Linked DNA regions of Homo sapiens: region 2 is linked to region 1. Evidence: read pairs that join two places in POLR2A ChIA-PET (ENCODE). Cell type or tissue: OCI-LY7. All regions are shown on one strand.

Region 1 (5,000 bases):
TTTTTTGAACTTCCACAATTTTTGGAATATGTCATAATTTTTTTCCCTGTTTCAAATGTGTTCAGAGGAAATAGAATGTAAAACATCACAAAAAAAATTGCAGTACATAAAATTTCTGGACTATGTTAGTTACTTGATCTGGAAGTTTAAAATTTGGACTAAAAGGTTTTATTGAAATAAAGCCTCTTAAAATGAAAAATCATATACTTTTAACATCACTTTTAAGCTAATAAATATAAGAATTCTTTTGGAAATTAGAGGTGGAAACACACTGGAACCTCATGATAATTGACCCTCTGGATCACCAGATTAGTTTAATTTAACAGATATGTCCAAGGAAGTTGAGCTATAGGGAGTAAGAAAAAGCATCATGATAACGTCTAGTCAATAACATGGCACTTCAGCAGAGATTCATAGATGATGGTATGCCCATGCATCATTTGCTCTTCAAATATCTATGTGCTTGGAGCCACAGTTTCCTAAGCGCATAGTTTTTGGTCCTGCCTCATGTAAAATAGTTAATGATTATCATTTACTTGGAAAGATTTTACCTGTGAAGTGAAATTCTTTCATTGGGGGTAAGGGTATGAGGTGATCAGGAAGTTTCTTCTGGAATTTTATCAAGTCCTTGTATTCTAAAATAGCCAAGCAAAATGATAGTAAATTCTTTGTCTTTGTTCTTTCAGTCAGAGGTATTTATTAAGTACCTACTGTGTGCTCAGCACTAAAGGTTTGTTGATAAAATGACAATTAAAAAATGGCATTTAGCCAAAGGCCTTTTCAGCCAGGAGTAAGAAAAGATGGTTAGTGATATTTGGAAATACCTGGATATTTGCTAGAGGAAAAATGAAAGCAAAACTTCGTACACAGTGCCTTGCCCATAATAGGTACTCAATAAGCAATTGTTCCTCATAGAGTCTTTTGCCATGATTTATGGTGTTTTTTGAAATTTGTCTTAATTGAAAAAAGACCAAATATTTCAAATGAGCTTATAGGCAGCTGTGGCCAGTGAAAATATGGGGTTGTACAGTTAGTTCCTAGAATGTTATTTTGCACTAGTTGTCACTTAGAAAGATGGGGTTCCTGTAGATTTTTTGGTGCTAAGGGATACTTTGTCATTATGATGAAGTAAGTGTTAAGTGTCAGATAAATAGCACACAGAATAGTTCTTTCTGCTGGTCTGTTTTTTCTCTTCGTTGTTGTTGTTTTTAATTGTAAATTGTTATCAATCAAACTATTGTAGCAGCTACAAAGTAATTCACCAGCATGACAAAATGGTCAAAAAATAAGTCATCAGCACTTAAGAAATGAAAGCAACTTTTGAAATTTTCTGTTAAAATTGTCAAATATATTTTATGAAGAATTTATAAAAGGGGAAAATGATTGTAATTTATTGTTCATGACTTTTTTTTTTAAATAAAGTGAGTTTCAACAAAAAAAAAACTGAAAATTCTACATTGCTGCTTTAGTGGCTCTGTGAGTAGTTCTGTAGTACTTTACTTCATGAGCATAAAATAGAAGGTATAAAATCTGAAACAATGTATTTTTCAGACTTACCTTTTAAATGATTCTGAAATAGAAGTGATTGCCAAGGAAAAGATGATTGAATTATAGGAGTTTCAGCATTTCAAGTTCTCTGAAATTTTAGTGCTGTCTTGCTGTATTTGCTTTGCACACAAGAAGAACTCGTATTGCCAGAGATGAAATTTTTTATTCATTTATCCTTCTGTTTCATTAAGCTGAGGATGCAGCTCAGACTCAGCATAATATATATTAAATAAATGAGAGGATGCAGTTTTTCAATCTATAACTTGAGACGATGGTTTAATTTTCTATTAAAAATTTGGGCCCACTTTTTTATGTTTATCATTTCTGCCTGAAGATACAGTCTATTTAGTGGTCCAATGGAACAGCAGAGGAGAATATGGAAGACAGAAAACAACTCTACATGTGACCTAGTGAAAGTAGGCATCAAGAATTGTGGCTTCAAAAATCAAACCAAAAAAATAGGGGAAAAAAAAAGAATTGTAGCTTCCTACTCTTCTGCTTTCCCTTGGTATAACCTTTATAGACAGGCAAATTTTGCTTTCTAGAGATTGTTTTTAATTGAAGCTTTAAATATTTGTATTTACTAGCATTTTGTAATCCTTTGCAGTTTACAAAGCACCTTCACATGGTTTTTACGTATCTTTTTCACTGAGTTTTACTTAAAATAGGGGCTGATTTCCTGATGAAATTAACAGTAATTACACCAGTTACTGAGATGATGACAAAAGGTTTTACCTTAAGACAGGGTTTTGGTGCCTAATCTCTGACTCCAGTTGGAGTTTTCTCTGACAACGAAGCTTTATCTTTCTCACTGATGTAATGACACTTGGTTGTTTTGGTCTTTTCTTTAAATTCAAATGTTGCTCTCTTTGCCAACCAATCATAGACATCCTGTAAAGTGCAGTGTAATGACAGACGGTTGGTTTGTGGTTAGATAATAACTCCCACTTGAGAAAACCTACAAGGCTGCCACACCTCTTGAAGGCCAAGTGCGTCTTTTAAAGGCAGTACTTTCACCTTTGCAATCATTTTTCATTGCACAGAAGGAAATTGAGAAAAAAAAAAAGCTTGGGCTTTGACTTTACTCTTTTATTTCCTGTTCAGCCCAGTATTTCAAGCTCAGCTTGTTCTGAGCAGAAGTTGGGCAACTTGATATTACCAAAGGCATCCTGGTCTAGCAGAAAAAGCCCAGGCTTTGGAGTAGCAGATGTTGTGTGGTAGCTCATGCCTGTAATCCCAGCACTCTGGGAGGCCGAGGTAGGTGGATCACCTGAGGTCAGGAGTTCGCGACCAGCCTGGGCAACATGGTGAAACCCCATCACTATTTTTAAAAATACAAAAATTAGCTGGGTGTGGTGGCGGGTGCCTGTAATCCCAGCTACTTGGGCGGCTGAGGCAGGAGAATCGCTTGAACCCAGGAGGCAGAGGCTTCAGTGAGCCGAGACCGCACCATTGCACTTCAGCCTGGGCAATGAGCGAAACTCCATCTTAAAAAAAGAAAAAATTCATCAAGCTGCACTTAAAATGTTTACATTTTTCTCTAGGTATGTTATACTTCAAGAAAAATTTTATTTTTAAAAAATGTGCATTGGGGCTACTGGTGACAGCTATTATCAGGCAGAAGGAAAGGACACAGACTTTGAAAATAGACTCTTTACCTTTCTGTTACTAGCTGTGTGACTTTCATGAGTTCCCTAGCCCCTCAAATTCAGTTTCCCACATGTTTAAGCAGAGACAGTACCTGACTCAGAGCGCTGTGAAGATAAAAGGAGCCAATGCATGTAGAAATGCGTGGCATGCTCAGGAAATGTCAGTGCTTCCCGTTCACCCGGGAGGACTCCTAGGAAATGACTCTGAGCTGCCTTTACTGCTAATTTGTACTGCTGATAGGGAGCACGTTGATTGGTTTGTTTAATTTAGCTTACATTTTTACCACAATTATTAGAGAAATACATTCGGTTATGGTGATGTCCTGCGTGTCTCTTTGCCCTGCAGCCCTATTTAAGAACAAGGATAGTTCAATAAAAATCCCCTCAGCCCAGTTTTCTTTCCTCCTTCTACTTGCTGATCACATGATTGATAGTAATTCAGGATGTTTACTGTCTCTTTCACATAGACTACCATGCGTGGAAATTAGGAAAGTAGTAATAAGTACCAAATACTAGAATGACATGCCATTTCTCCTGGCTTTAGGTAGAAGGCAGGGAGCGTTTACTGACGTGATTTGAGAAGCAACAGTAGAAGCACAGCTGTGAGGGCGGCGTGGAGCAGGGCAGCAATGGCTAGAACTTGGAAGTTGGAATTACAGTAGACTCAGTGTTTCTCAACTCTGGCTACTTGTTACAATTTTAACCTGAGGAGGGCAAAAGCAAGCAAAAATCCTGATGACTTCTGCTTCTGGCCATTATGGAGTAACAGGGTTCTATTCCTGCCATAAACAACTCAAATGTCAGACACTGGGAAACTAGCAGTGCACGACAGCAATCCCTGGGAGAAAAGGATCAAATGGGGTGAGCCCTGTGGTTGCCCCAACTTGGAGGGAATCTTTAGGCTGCTGTACAGGGAATAAGTACCTAAACAAGGTTCAACAGTCTCCCTGAGTTGAGGAGACAGAATTTAGGGTTCAGGGAGCACAAGCCAGCTAGGATTCATGGGGCAGAGTATCAGAGAGAGAGAGAGAGACAGATGGTAACAAAGAATTCCAGACCTTGTTGTTTATTTTTTTTCTTTTCTTTTTTGTCCTGTTTTTTATTTGTCGGTGAGAGTTCCAGACCTTTGCAGAAAGTTTTTTTCAAGACATCAGCTGAGGCAGGGCCAGGTAACTCACATCTGTAATCCCAGTACTTTAAGAGGCCAAGCCAGAATGATCACTTGAGCCCAAGAGTTGGAGACCAGCCTAGGCAACATGGTGAAACCCTGTCTCTACAAAAAATAAAATAAAATTATCCAGGTGTGATGGTGTTTGCCTATAGTCCCAGCTACTTGGAGGCTGAGTTGGGAGAATCACCTGAACCCAGGAAAGTCAAGGCTGCAGTGAGCTGGAATCACCACGCTGCACTCCACCCTGGGCGGCAGAGCAAGACCTGCCTTAAAGAAAACATACACACTCACACACACACTCTCTCTCTCTCTCTCTCTCACACACACACACACACTCACACACTCACATTCACACACACAGTATCAGCTAAGTACTAATCAGTCATGCTTATGAAGAAACTATCAGACCTGAATGCAGGAAAGATCCCCTGAAAGGATTAGGCAGAACAATCCTGGAGCTCACACAGGACCAAGAATAATTGATATTTCCACCAGCCAGAACAGAAAGACCTTCTTCCAATATACAGAGCATCACAGAAGAGTATTGTCTCAGTAGTGAGGCCAAGGCTAACAGCTATTCTGGACCTGTCTATCCAAGCTTAAAAGTAAGTCTTGAAAGGTACACAGACAAA
Region 2 (5,000 bases), 560 kb after region 1:
CTCCTCAATAGCTCCCCATGGAAGAAGGATTCCTAGTACTGTACATCACTGGCACACAACTTGGTCTGGAGTGAGGACTGTGGCTTCCTTCTTGAGGCACTCTGACCCAGGAGATTCACAGACTGGAGCACCAGGTGATCACCCAGGCACCTTGTCCTCCCATGTAATACTTGAGCTAGTCTCCTCTGAGTGTTATAATGACAGACCCAAGAGGCTGCCCAATTTGTTTGCTTTCATTTTGTTTTTATATTCTTTCAACTTTTAGGCTGACCTTATCTCCCTGATTTTCCTCGTCTAGGGAAGAAAATGTGACATATACTGTCACAGGCAAGTTTCTAGCACACCATACCATGTTAGTGAAATGTGCTTCTTCCTTTTTTTTTTTTTTTTTTTTTGAGATGGAGTCCTGCTTTGTCACCGAGGCTGGAGTGCAATGGCCTGATCTCAGCTCACTGCAAACTCCACCTCCCAGGTTCAAGCTATTCTCCTGCCTCAGCCTCCTGAGTAGCTGGGACTACAGGTGCGCTCCACCATGCCTAGCTAATTTTTTAGTAGAGATGGGGTTTCACCATGTTAGCCAGGATGATCCACCCGCCTCAGCCTCCCAAAGTGCTGGGATTACAGGGGCGAGCCACCATGCCCAGCCTGCTTCTTCCTTTTTTCAATTTTTTTTTTTTTTTTTTTGGAGACGAGTCTCACTCTGTTGCCCAGGCTGGAGTGCAGTGGCACAATCTCAGTTCACTGCAACCTCTGCCTCCTGGGCTCAAGTGATCCTCCTGCCTCAGCCTCCTGAGTAGCTGGGACTACAGGCACATGCCACCATGCCTGGCTAATTTTTGTATTTTTGATACAGACGGGTTTTTTCACCATGTTGCCCAGGCTGGTCTCGAACTCCTGGACTCAAGTGATCCTACACCGTCAGCCTCCCAAAGTGCTGGGATTACAGGTGTGAGCCACCATGCTGGACCTTGCTTTTTCCTTTTAAAATAATTTTTCAATATACTTTTATAAATTTGACCTCTTGCCAACAACTTTCTATTACTGTGTACCCAGCACTACCCATATGAATGCCTAAGCAGTATAGAACTTAAGAATTTGTTTTCTTCTCTTTTCTAAATTATTAGGAGTCTAATGCTGTCAACTGGTAAATGTTTTGAGTTTAAGGTAAACATCACATAGTTAACAAATACTTTTACAAATGCTATAACAGACAATTGGGTTTGGGGCCAGGCATGGTGGCTCACACTTCCAATCCCAGCACTTTGGGAGGCTCAGGCGGGCGGGTCGCTTGAGCCCAGGAGTTCGAGGCCAGCCAGGGCAACAGGGCAAAAACCTGTCTCCACCAAAAATACAAAAATTAGCTGGGCGTGGTGGTGTACACCTGTAGTCCCAGCTACTAGGAGGCTGAAGTGAGAGGATCGCTTGAGCCCAGGAGTTTGAGGCCAGCCAGGGCAACATGGCAAAAACCCATCTCCAGCAAAAATACAAAAGTTAGCCAGGTGTGGTGGTGTACACTTGTAGTCCCAGCTACTAGGAGGCTGAGGTGGGAGGGTTGCTGAGCCCAGGAGGTAGAGCCTTCAGTGAGCTGAGATCACGCCACTGCACTCCAGCCTAGGTGACAGAGTGAGACCCCATGTCAATTTAAAAAAAAAAAGAAAAAAAAAAAGAAATAAAAAGAAAATTGAGTTTGGAGATGCCATTTTTTAAAAACTTTTTTTTTTTTTTTGAGATAGAGTCCCTCTCTATCACCCAGGCTGGAGGGCAGTGGCGCAATCTTGGCTCACTGCAACTCCACCTCCCGAGTTCAAGTGATTCTCCTGCCTCAGCCTCCCAAGTAGCTGGGACTACAGGCGCATGACACCACACCCGGCTAATTTTTGTATTTTTGGGAGAGATGGGTTTTGCCGTGTTTGCCAGGCTGGTCTTGAACTCCTGACCTCACGTGATCCTCCCACCTCGGCCTCCCAAGTGCTGGGATTACAGGCATGAGCCACTGCGCCTGCCCTAAAATCTTTTTTTTTTTTAAATAGAGAATTCTGTTGAACACATATTTTCAAACTTGAAAAATAAAACAAGGGGTCTACATAGTCAATGCAGCTTTGAATATTTAAAATTTCTTCAGGTAACTGTTCTGCTTTGTGTCGCTGCTAGGTGAGGCACTCAAAAAGGCTGAACTGAAGGAACGAACTAGCTGAAAGGGACAGCCACACTTTCATGGAGTGAGGAAGTGCTGGTTGCCAGTCTGGGACTTCCCAGGTCACTAATTTTGAAACCCACCAAACACTGATCTAATGATCAAATTCTAGTCTTTCAGTAGCAAGGATTGAAAGATTGGAAGACTTTATTCTGTTTCCTCATTGGAAGACTTTATTCTGTTTCCTCACCTAGCACCAGGATTCTGTTGGGGAGTTCCAATGAAAGGGACTCTAAGTGGGGCTTGCTCTTTCCTTTCTCATCTGTCCAATTAAGGAAATTATTTGATTTGGCGCATCTTAGCCATTCATTTTGGTGGACAGATGTTTCTCTTGCTACAAAGACCAAGGACCATTCTAAACCCAGACTTAGCTGAATCAGTAGAACAAATATCTTATGATTCCACATAGCTGCCTTAGGAGCACTGGGTTTCAAAACCATGCAGGAATCCTTGGCATGAGCACTGTTATGTACAGGAGCCTGAGTTTGAGAGCATACGGTGTGGTATAAATTTTACATTGTGTACATTTTTGTGCTATTTAGTCCAAGTATAATCACCCAGTGTGAGAGCCTAAGTGACCCTGAGACAAAAAAAAAAAAAAAAGGAAAAGTCCCAGCGCAGTGGCTCATGCCTGTGATTCCCAGAACTTTGGGAGGCCAAGGCAGGCGGATCATGAGGTCAGGAGTTTGAGAGAAGCCTGGCCAACATGGTGAAACCCCATCTCTACTAAAAATACAAAAATTAGCCGGGCACGGTGGAGGTTGCAGTGAGCCGAGATCGCGCCACTGCACTCCAGCCTGGGCAACGGAGCAAAACTCCCTCTCAAAAAAAAAAAAGAAAGAAAAACAAAAAAGAGAAGAGCGAGAAGGAAAGGGAAGAGCAGAAGAAAAGGATAAGTTACTTTAATTATCTTATCCTCTACAAGAAAAAAATGACTAATGTGTGAACCTGAGTATCAGAGTAGTAATAATGTTGATATTAATACCTTTGATAATTATACCAGTGACCTCAAAGTACAAAAAAAACCTCATTATTTTCCTTGTACTCACCAAAACCTCTTTAAGTTCCCATAAAATAGGAGTTGCCATGTCTTCAGTTTTTCCTTGTTTTTCTTCTCTTTGTTCATGGGCTTTCTTGGAAAATGAGGGTTTTGTTTTGTTTTGTTTTGTTTTCAGACTGAGTCTTGCTGTGTCACCCTGGCTGGAGTGCAGTGGTGCGATCTTGCCTCACTGCAACCTCCTCCTCCCGGGTTCAAACAATTCTCATGCCTCAGCCTCCCAAATAGCTGGGATTACAGGTGCCTGCCACCAAGCCCAGCTAATTTTTGTATTTTTAGTAGAGACGGGTGTTCACCATGTTGGCCAGGCTAGTCTTGAACTCCTGACATCAAGTGATCAGCCCGCCTCAGCCTCCCAAAGTGCTGGGATTACAGGTGTGAGCCACCGGGCCTGGCCTGTTTTTGTTTTAAAGATGACATCTCCATGTGTTGCCCAGGAGTGTGGTAGCTATTCACAGGCACAATTATAGCGAACTGTAGCCTTGGATTCCAGGCCCCAGGAAATACTCCCACCTCAGCCTCCCGAGTAGCCACTGTACCTGACAAAATGAGGGATCTTGATCTGAGTGCTAGGAACTTATAAACAAATATTGAATCCAACAGGCTTGTACTATTTTGGAGGTATGTTTTTCCTTTTAAGTAGATATCAGCTTATAATGTACTTTATGGGAGGTACAACAGTAGTGTATACTCAATGTTGTATATCATAGTAGAGTAATTATAAGAGGATCTCCCATTTATAGTAAACTGAATGAAAGGATTGACATCCCAAACCAAAAAGTGGAAAATGGCAAACTGGTTTCAAAATATCATAGTGAAGAGATGGCTATTCTACTGGAGGGGACCCTCTGCTCTGATGCTTCTAAGCAGACATAGTCCTTATAACTGGATTTTGTGAGTCTATTTGAAATCCTGGTTATTACAGTTTATGAATGGATACAGCCATTTGGAAACCTGACTTAGAATGAAAGTCTAGACATTTGTCTCAAAAGTAGAGCTAGCTCTCAAACTATATGCTCCTTGCTTTGAATACTGAGTAGGGCATAAGCCTTTAACTTTCCTTTCCTCATCTCCTACTCCCACTCACTTCCAAGAAGAACACCTCTGTAGAGTTTTCATCTGTCTTTGTAGTACTCCATTCCTGTAAATTCCTTCTCCACGTTTTTGCTATTTCATTTAGTTTGGAAAATGGCAGTGTGGAATATGTTTGGTATAACCTTAATCCTGGCCAGCGTCTCTGATCCCTAAAAAAAAAAGTATACATACATATATATATATATAAAAATATATATATATTTAGAGAGAGAGCGAGTGTGTGTTTTCTGGGGTTAAAAACACAGAAGTAAAAACCTTAAACACAATAGAAAACAAACCTCCCTTATTATCCAGGTCCCCTGCATATTTTTAGTTGTTTAGAAAATGTTTCTCCTGGGTCGGGCATGGTGGCTCATGCCTGTAATCCCAGCACTTTGGGAGGCCAAGGCGGGTGGATTACCTGAGGTTGGGAGTTCGAGACCAGCCTGACCAACATGGAGAAACCCCCGTCTCTACTAAAAATACAAAAATTAGCCTGGCGGGGTGGCGCATGCCTGTAATCCCAGCTACTTGGGAGGCTGAGGCAGGAGAATCGCTTGAACCTGGGAAGTGGAGGTTGTCGTGATCCAAGATCGGGCCATTGCACTCCAGCCTGGGCAACAAGAGTGAAACTCCATTTCAAAAAACAGAAAAAAAGAAAATGTTTCTCCTGTT

Evidence for each region. ChIA-PET counts read pairs that join two places held together with the same protein. Peaks named below come from ENCODE experiments on the same cell type or tissue, not always from the same donor. Only the 100,000 strongest peaks of a DNase experiment are listed, where the experiment ranks them.
Region 2: POLR2A ChIA-PET joins it to region 1 with 6 read pairs; 2 of 35 experiments call an interaction of 5 or more read pairs at or near these places.

Annotation. Positions count from the first base shown.
Region 1 is chr1:26,124,101-26,129,100 of GRCh38, forward strand. PDIK1L (PDLIM1 interacting kinase 1 like) reads left to right here. Exons shown (of 3, transcript NM_152835.5): 3 at 1-1,455. Among named protein-coding and RNA genes, the nearest start is that of PDIK1L, 15 kb to the left of the region's middle. RefSeq lists a silencer at 4,558-4,852. In OCI-LY7, no CTCF peak of the experiment used is centred here; a DNase peak (open chromatin) is centred at 2,481; H3K4me3 peaks cover 1,024 bases; H3K27ac peaks cover 2,023 bases.
Region 2 is chr1:26,682,719-26,687,718 of GRCh38, forward strand. No RefSeq gene overlaps it. Among named protein-coding and RNA genes, the nearest start is that of ARID1A, 11 kb to the right of the region's middle. In OCI-LY7, no CTCF peak of the experiment used is centred here; no DNase peak of the experiment used is centred here.